Regions from separate parts of the Homo sapiens genome. Here region 1 is linked to region 2. Evidence: read pairs that join two places in POLR2A ChIA-PET (ENCODE). Cell type or tissue: MCF 10A. All regions are shown on one strand. Region 1 overlaps INPP4B (inositol polyphosphate-4-phosphatase type II B). Region 2 overlaps INPP4B (inositol polyphosphate-4-phosphatase type II B).

Evidence for each region. Peaks named below come from ENCODE experiments on the same cell type or tissue, not always from the same donor. Only the 100,000 strongest peaks of a DNase experiment are listed, where the experiment ranks them.
Region 1: POLR2A ChIA-PET joins it to region 2 with 5 read pairs; 5 of 35 experiments call an interaction of 5 or more read pairs at or near these places.

The regions. Positions count from the first base shown.
Region 1 is chr4:142,286,562-142,290,561 of GRCh38, reverse strand. The region is part of intron 9 of INPP4B (inositol polyphosphate-4-phosphatase type II B); the gene reads left to right. It also overlaps the pseudogene RPL5P13. Among named protein-coding and RNA genes, the nearest start is that of INPP4B, 560 kb to the left of the region's middle. In MCF 10A, no CTCF peak of the experiment used is centred here; no DNase peak of the experiment used is centred here.
Region 2 is chr4:142,372,266-142,376,265 of GRCh38, reverse strand. The region is part of intron 7 of INPP4B (inositol polyphosphate-4-phosphatase type II B); the gene reads left to right. Among named protein-coding and RNA genes, the nearest start is that of INPP4B, 470 kb to the left of the region's middle. In MCF 10A, no CTCF peak of the experiment used is centred here; a DNase peak (open chromatin) is centred at 2,475.

The DNA.
Region 1 (4,000 bases), 86 kb after region 2:
CAATGAGGCAAGAGTTGAGTGAGCAGTGCATGGAGGAGAGGTAAAGAAATAAGGCCAGCAGGGCACGGTGGCTCACGCCTGTAATCCCAGCACTTTGGGAGGCCGAGGCAGGTCGATCACCAGGTCAGGAGTTCACGACCAGCCTGACCAAGATGGTGAAACCCCATCTCTACTAAAACTACAAAAAGAAAGCCCAGAGCAGTGGCAGGTGCTAGTAATCCCAGCTACTCAGGAGGCTGAGGCAGGAGAATCGCTTGAACCTGGGTAGCAGAAGTTGCACAGAGCTGAGATTGTGCCACTGCATTCCAGCCTGGGCAACAGAGTGAGATTCCATCTCAAAAAAAAAAAAAAAAAAAAAAAAAAAAAGGAAGAAAGAAATAAGGCCAAGGTGGTGATGAGTTCCAGGTGGTATAGAAATGAAAGCCACTGTGCCCATTTCATCCTTTACTCTGAGTAAAGCTTGGAGCCATAGCAGAGTTTTGAGCAGAAGAGTGACCTGACTTATGCTGTGTTGGGATCAGAAGACTGAAGGAAAGCAAGAGTGAAATCAGGGGGACCAGTCAGGAGGACTCTGTCTTAATTCAAGGGAGGAGTGATGGTGGTTTGCAGGGAGGTGGTAAGACATGGTCACATTCTGGATACATTTTGAAGAAAGGACAGGTAGAACATTGTGACAGCATGAATAATGTGAGATTTCAGAGAAAGGGAGGAAACAAAACTTAATTAAATAGTTTTGGTCTAGATTTGGGGAACAATGAAGTTGTCGCTGAATAGGGGAAGCTGTGGTAAGACAGGTTTTAAGAGAAAGATTGGGTCACCATGGAGTACTATACAGCCATAAAAAGGAATGATATCATGTCCTTTGCAGGGACATGGATGGAGATGGATGCCATTATCCTTAGCAAACTAATGCAGGAAAAGAAAACCAACTACTGCATGTTCTCACAAGTGGGAACTAAATGATGAGAACACAGGGACACAGTTGGGGAAACAACACACACGGGGCCTGTCCAAGGGCTGGGGGCTGGGAAGAGGGAGAGGATAAGGAAGAATAGCTTGTGGATGCTGGGATTAATACCCGTGTGATGGGATGATCTGTGTAGTAAAACACCATGACACACATTTACCTATGTAACAAACCTTCACGTCCTGCACACGTACCCTTGAACTTAAAAGTTGGAAATTTTAAAAAAGAAAGATTGGAAGTTCAGTTTTAAACATTATCGAGTTTAGATGAGTTAAGTTTGTAAGAATGAATTAATGAACTAATATACAAAATAATGAAGGAACCCTGGAAGGCCTAGAAAAGTATTTTAAATTACAGTCAAGAAAAGCAAATTTCTGAATAGAGGAAATAAGAGAGAAAAATCATCACCATATTTTAAAAATTCACTGCTAAAAGTATATTTTAGAAAGTCTCTGTCTGATGCTTTCATCAGACAGTCCCATAACACATCAATTTATTAAACAATACCAGAATGGAGAGGAGAAAGTATAATAAAGATAATAACATAATGGTTTAAATAAAAAATACATTGAAAGTAAGAAAGAGTAACTTGACATTGCAGAAAACTGAATCAGTGAAGCAGAGGATAAACCCAAGCAATATTCCAGAGTTCAAATAATATACTTGAATCCTTCACTGATTCTGCAGCTTTTACCACCAGAATACCAAGAATGTAATAATAACTTACTGAATGTTTGTACACGTTGTCTCATTTAAGCTTCAAAATATCTCATAAGGCAGGTAATATATTATTATCCCCATTATACAGATGAGAAAAATAAGTTTAGAGGTGTTGAGCAAATTACCCAATACTATATCGCTGTTATGTTTCAGAGAAAAAGAAAAAAAATAGAAAGGATGAGAGAGAAGAAAATGTATAAAGCGAGGACAATGTATAGAACTGTAATTAAAGGCTTATTTTAGGGAAGATAGGCCAGATTCAGTAATCAGCCTTTTCTTTTTTTTTCTTCCTGAGACAGAGTCTCGCTCTGTCGCCCAGGCTGGAGTGCAGTGGCCGATCCCAGCTCACTGCAAGCTCCGCCTCCCTGGTTCACACCATTCTCCTGCCTCAGCCTCCTGAGTAGCTGGGACTACAGGCACCTGACACCACGCTCAGCTAATTTTTTGTATTTTTGGTAGAGATGGGGTTTCACCATGTTAACCAGGATGGTCTCTATCTGCTGACCTCGTGATCCACCTGCCTTGGCCTCTCAAAGTGCTGGGATTACAGGCGTGAGCCAACACGCCCGGCCTAGTAATCAGCCATTTTAAGATAAAAATTTCTAGAGATTTACAAATACAAATCAAGTGTTTTCTGTGTTCGAAGCAGAAGAAATAATGACCAATATTAAATCATATTCTGGCAATTTGTAAGGTTTGAGGTTTGAAGAGTGTTATGGATGAATTTTTGTGTTCCCTCCAAATTCATATATTGAGGCCCTACCCTCCAATGTAATGGTGTTTAAAGATGGAGTCTTTGGGAAGCAATTAAGTTTGGATGACTTGATGAGTGTGAGGCCCTCATGGTGGGATTAGTGCTCTTATAAGAAGGGATACCTGAGAGCTTACTCTCTCCCTCCCATGTGAGGCCACAGCTAGAAGGCAGCCACTGGCAAGCCAGGAAGAGAGCCCTCACCAGAACCCAACTCTGCTGAGCTCAGACTTCCAGCCTCTAACAACTATGAAAACAAAAATGTCTGTTTTTTTAAGTTCTTCAGTTTTATATGCTATTTTGTTATGGTAGTCCAAGTAGACTAAAATAAAGATGCATTATATTCTAATAGAGTTTGTGGAATAGAGCTTTAAGGCCCTATTCTTATTAAATCAACTGTGTGTTCTTGTTGTTATCGCTAATAATTATGATTTTAAAATTATCACTGTTGCCACAGGTCTGTGGCAAGCCCCAGGCTAAGGGTTTCTGTTCCACAGGATGGGGTTTTTAATGGTTGTCAAGAATAACGCCTGCTTCAAGAGATACCAAGTTGAGATTTAGAAGAAGGCAGAGGGTAAATTAATTGTGATGCTCGGAAATGCTTAGTAAGCCGGGACAAAAATAACACAACATGCCCAAACTCAGGGTGACAGTTTGCGTAACCAACAGAGAACTCATTTGTCTGACTGTTATGCCTATAGAAAAGGGGATATAATCGTCTGAACAGCCGACGCTTATGAACTCCCAAAGTATAGTGTGGAGGTATTTTGTATTTAGATGCAGCTATCGTCAGAACTACCACTTAAAATAAACTTTTTGGGACTCTGATGGGAGCTATGGATGGAAGCTTGTCTATCCCTCAAGGTACTGAATGATTTCCTGGTTATAATTCAGAAAGTAGGGAACTCAATGCCAGAAACTTCAGAAGCACGTCATAGATCACAACAGATCCATTGGAGATTATATGCATAACCTAATGGAAGATGAAGATGCTTGTAGGAAACATTTTTCTCAATGCATAAAGAAAATTGTAACTCTAGACATAGAGGAGATGTATAGGAAAGCTCACACTGCTATACTCATCTATGAGAAGAAGCCTAAGAAAGAAATTAAAGACAAGAGGAAAATGTCTCTAGCTCGGAAGAAAGATCAAGTAGCTTAAAAAAAGGCAAGTGTCCTCATAGCTCAGTAGTGGGCTGTTGAGACACAAACCAAACCATCACAATTGTCTGTAAAGACTTTTAGATAAAGACAATAAACTAATTGATCAAGCAGCTAAAACAAGATCAAAAAGATAAAAAAGTGACCACCACTTTATATTTTGGTTTTCAGAAATAAATTTTTTAAAATTAGATGCATCTTTCTGATTTCTTCTACTCTTGGATAAATCCTAGCACTGCTGATGACTTGTAAGGTGGCCATAAGCCCTTCATGTAACCTCTCCGGGCCTGTTTCTACAAAATGCATTGAGTGATACTGAAGGTTATTCTCTTCCCTAAGAAGTCTGATTTAAGTCAATTCTGATACAAAGAGTTCTAAGAAATTTATCTCAGAGTAAGAAA
Region 2 (4,000 bases):
AAATAGTCAGGTGGGAAGAAGAACTATATATCTTCATGCTATTTCCACTAATTGAAAGTTCCTAGAAATTATATTTGCTACACTAGGTTTCAGTTGTGTCACAATTTACTAATTTACTTAAATATTTCAATACTTATTCCATATAAAATGCTACCATGTATTAAGAAACTATAAAGAAATGACATATGCACAGGCCTCTTTATATCAATTTGATTTTCATTATAATAAATTTGACCTGCAGATGGATATCCATGTAGAAATATCAAAGCAATAATTTGGAAATAAGTGAATGGAATGAAGATACAGTGACAAGATTTTTATTGTCTAGAGACGTCTGTCTAATAGTAGCTTAAATAATTAGGCTTTATTTTTTCCCTCACGCAGCAAAAAGTCCAGGTGTGGGCACTTGCTGTTATTGGGTCAGATTCCTAATGATATTATCAAAGGCCCAGGATTTTTCTCTTTCCACTTTACCATGCTAATCATCTTGACCTTTAGTTCACATGCTTGTCTCTCACTGCATAGTTGCAAGATAAATGCAAAAGTTCTAAGGCCTTATGTTTGCTTTATAAGCCAGGAAGCAAAGGGGAAAGGAGTAGTACCTCTGATTTTGTCCCTTTTATTCAAGAAAGTACACCTCTCTTAGACTTTTTTCTCTAATTTCATTTGCCAAAATTGTGTCCCATGGCTACCAATAGTAGCAAGGAAAGCTGATAAAGCAAGTATCTCTACTTCCAAACTCCTTAGAGTGGGATGTGCAAAAAAGCTGGTTGGAAATGACTTTTTTATTAAGCAAACAGCCACAGGGTTTGGAATAAAGATTTGGGAGGCATCCTTACAGAAGTGATCTTTGAAAATGACTCGAGAAATAAACATTGAAGGAGAAAATGATCAAAGAACCTTGAGAAATACTGACACTGACATATGGAGAATGAAAAGATCAGCTTTCAGTTACAAGATTAAGAGTAGTAAGAAAAAAAGGGTGGGGGAGGGAAGCAAGTAGTGCAGTGTCCTGAAAAACAAATTATGGAAGAATTTTAAGACAAAGAGGAAGGTTGGTCAGTGTTGACTAGCTCCACAGAGCTGTCAAGGAAGATGAAAAAAAAATGGATTTATTGATTGGGAGGTTGCTGGCCTTTCAGAAAATAGGTGCTGAAAAGAGATTAGAATCTGAGAGATTAAGGAGTGAGTGATTAGACCGTATAAGATGGGTAGCAAAAAGAAGGAAGAGAAAAGGAGTGTGAATGAACACACAGAAAGGTTGTATTAGTTTAGGGTGTTTAAGTGAGGGTTCCAGAACGGAGAGCTGGAGATCTCTTGGTAATTGTTCCTACCTTTACTAGAAGTCACTGCTTTTATTTTTTAAGTTTAGATTATAAAATTTCTTCTACAGTATTATATACATTACAGTTCCTTCCTTGGATCAATTTACCAAATGAGAAATAATAAAATGCCTCTCTTAGACCTACCTCATTGAATAAAAAACGGAATTGATAATTATTTTTCATGACATATTTGGAGATTCTGGTTGGGAGTAAATTGTGTTATATGAAGATCACCAGTAATGTGACTTCCTTAAGAAGCATGAAGAAATTAGTGTTGTCTAGTCATTTCTTAACATTAATAACAATATCAATAAAAAGATGATTTTGATGAGCTTGACAAAACTGAAGGATCCAAAGTAAATGTAATTTAAAAACTCATGTAGAATAATGAAAGAATATATCCGAAGTTACATTCAATAGTGGCATATATGCTGTTTCCCATACCATCTCAAAAATTTGCAATATGGAAAGCTCTCTCCCACTTCTCCCCTTCTAAAAAATCTTCTCTATTCTACATCTTCCAAAATGTTTACCTATCTGGGTAAGCTTTGCTGAGAAATCTAGATGACTGAAAGAAAAGTTATAAGAAAAAAATTATAGCATACAAAATGCATCTTTGCTTAGAACAATGGCCTCTATGTGGTTAAGAATGTGAACTGTGGCTCACCTGAATCAGGGTTTATATCCAGACTTCAACACAATTAATTCTGTAATCATGGGCCAGTTACTTAAGCACTGAGAGCCTTACTTTACTTATCAATAAAATGGGGAATAATAAGCGTGTGTATTACGTAGGGTGGTTGTAAGGACAAAATGAGATAATTGTTGTCCCATTTTATCTACAAACGTGTTCAAACACACCCTAAACTAAAACAATCTTTCTGCATGTTCATTCACACTCCTTTTCTCTTCCTTTTTTTTGCCACCTGTTTTATATGGTCTAATTACTGACTCCTTAAGCTTCTGGTAGAGTGCCTGTCATACCGTGGCTGCTCAATGCACGACAGTTTATATTGCTGCTGTTCTTAATATTATTACATGATTTTTATTTATATTCCAGTACTATAATTAACTTTGGAAAAGTTGCTTTTTGTTTGTTTGCTTTAACAATAACCACAGGAAAGCTCTCAACTGGGAATATAGCCAAAGATAATATTTCCTAAATGACTCTTTATTTATATTAAAATGTTCTATATTTATATTTTAAATATGTACTTGTCTTCATCCTTACCACAGGAACAAACTCTTAGTAACACTGCTCTGTATCAGACACATTTCTCTAGGCCTTACATATTTGCTCATTTAATCTTCACAAGAGTACTAAGACATAGATACTATTAGTGTCATTCCCATTTTCTAGATGAGGAAATTGAGGCACAGAGAGGTGAAGCAGCTTTCCCAAAGTCACAAATCTATGAAGTAGAACTGGATTTGAACCAGGCCATTTAGCTTCGGAGTCTGTGCTCTTCTTAATCATCATACTCTAAGATGACTAGAAATGACATAGTAAATATTATTTATTGTTCAGATACCTATTATATTTTGCAAGGAGTGTTTTTAATTATATATTTTAAGTCTCAAAGGGAGCAATTCCAACAATTTCACGAAAACACACTTTTCTCTCAATACTTGAGATTTATAATCTTAGGTTGTCAGAACCTTAAAAGGTCAAATGTTGTTACTCTATTCATCTCAAACACTTTCTGCTTTATGAAAGGGCACCAATCTATTCAATAAAGATGCAAAAATAGAATTTATGACACATACAGGACTTGGCTCTTCAATCAGAGCTCTTTCCACTATGCTGCATAATATGGAGTTGGATTTTCAAAATAGTCATTGTTAGAGCCTGCAGCTATTTGAGACTGATTTCTATTCTGGCATAGAATATAAATGATTCAGTTTAAAACCATCTGTATTTCAAGTCCAGAAGAGAAGTGCACTACATGCCCCTGTGTGTGTATGTATGTATGTATTGTGTAGGCAGTTATAGAAGGTAGGTCATTGGTTCAAGGCCTAGATTGAAGTAAAATGTGCTTAATCATATGAATTCCTATTTGTGAGACTAGGAAGGCAGCAGGAGTCAGTGTAGTCAAGATGCTTTAGTTTGACTTCCAGTACTAGAAGACTGAGCTAATTACTCCTTCCTAGAGAGGAGACACTTCAGCTGATGATGGAAATGGAAAGGATGCCGTCAATCTTACTTTTTGCACTTGAGAATGTGTGAAACTGCTCTGTCAGAGGCACACATTTCTACCAGCTGTCAGAAGTCGTACTGGAAATGAAATAAGACCTTGGGAAGAGAGATGTGCCCATCATTGAAATGCTTCCCAACCCTCTCTGTCTTTTCCATTGTAGAACCCAATGCATATGATATTTTCTGCTTTTATTTTTACCTTCCTCTATGCATATAATGATTGTACTTATTTATGGGGTACATGTGATATTTTGATACAGGCATAGAATGTGTAATGATCAAATCAAGGTATTTACAATATTCATCACCTCAAACATTCATCATTTCTTTGTGTGGGGAGCATTTCAAATCTCTCCTAGCTACTTTGAAATAAACAGTAAATGATTGTTAACTATTGTGCTGTTGAACACTATAACTAATTCCTTCTATGTAACTGCATGTGTGTATCTATAAACCATCTCCCCTTCCCAGACTCTGG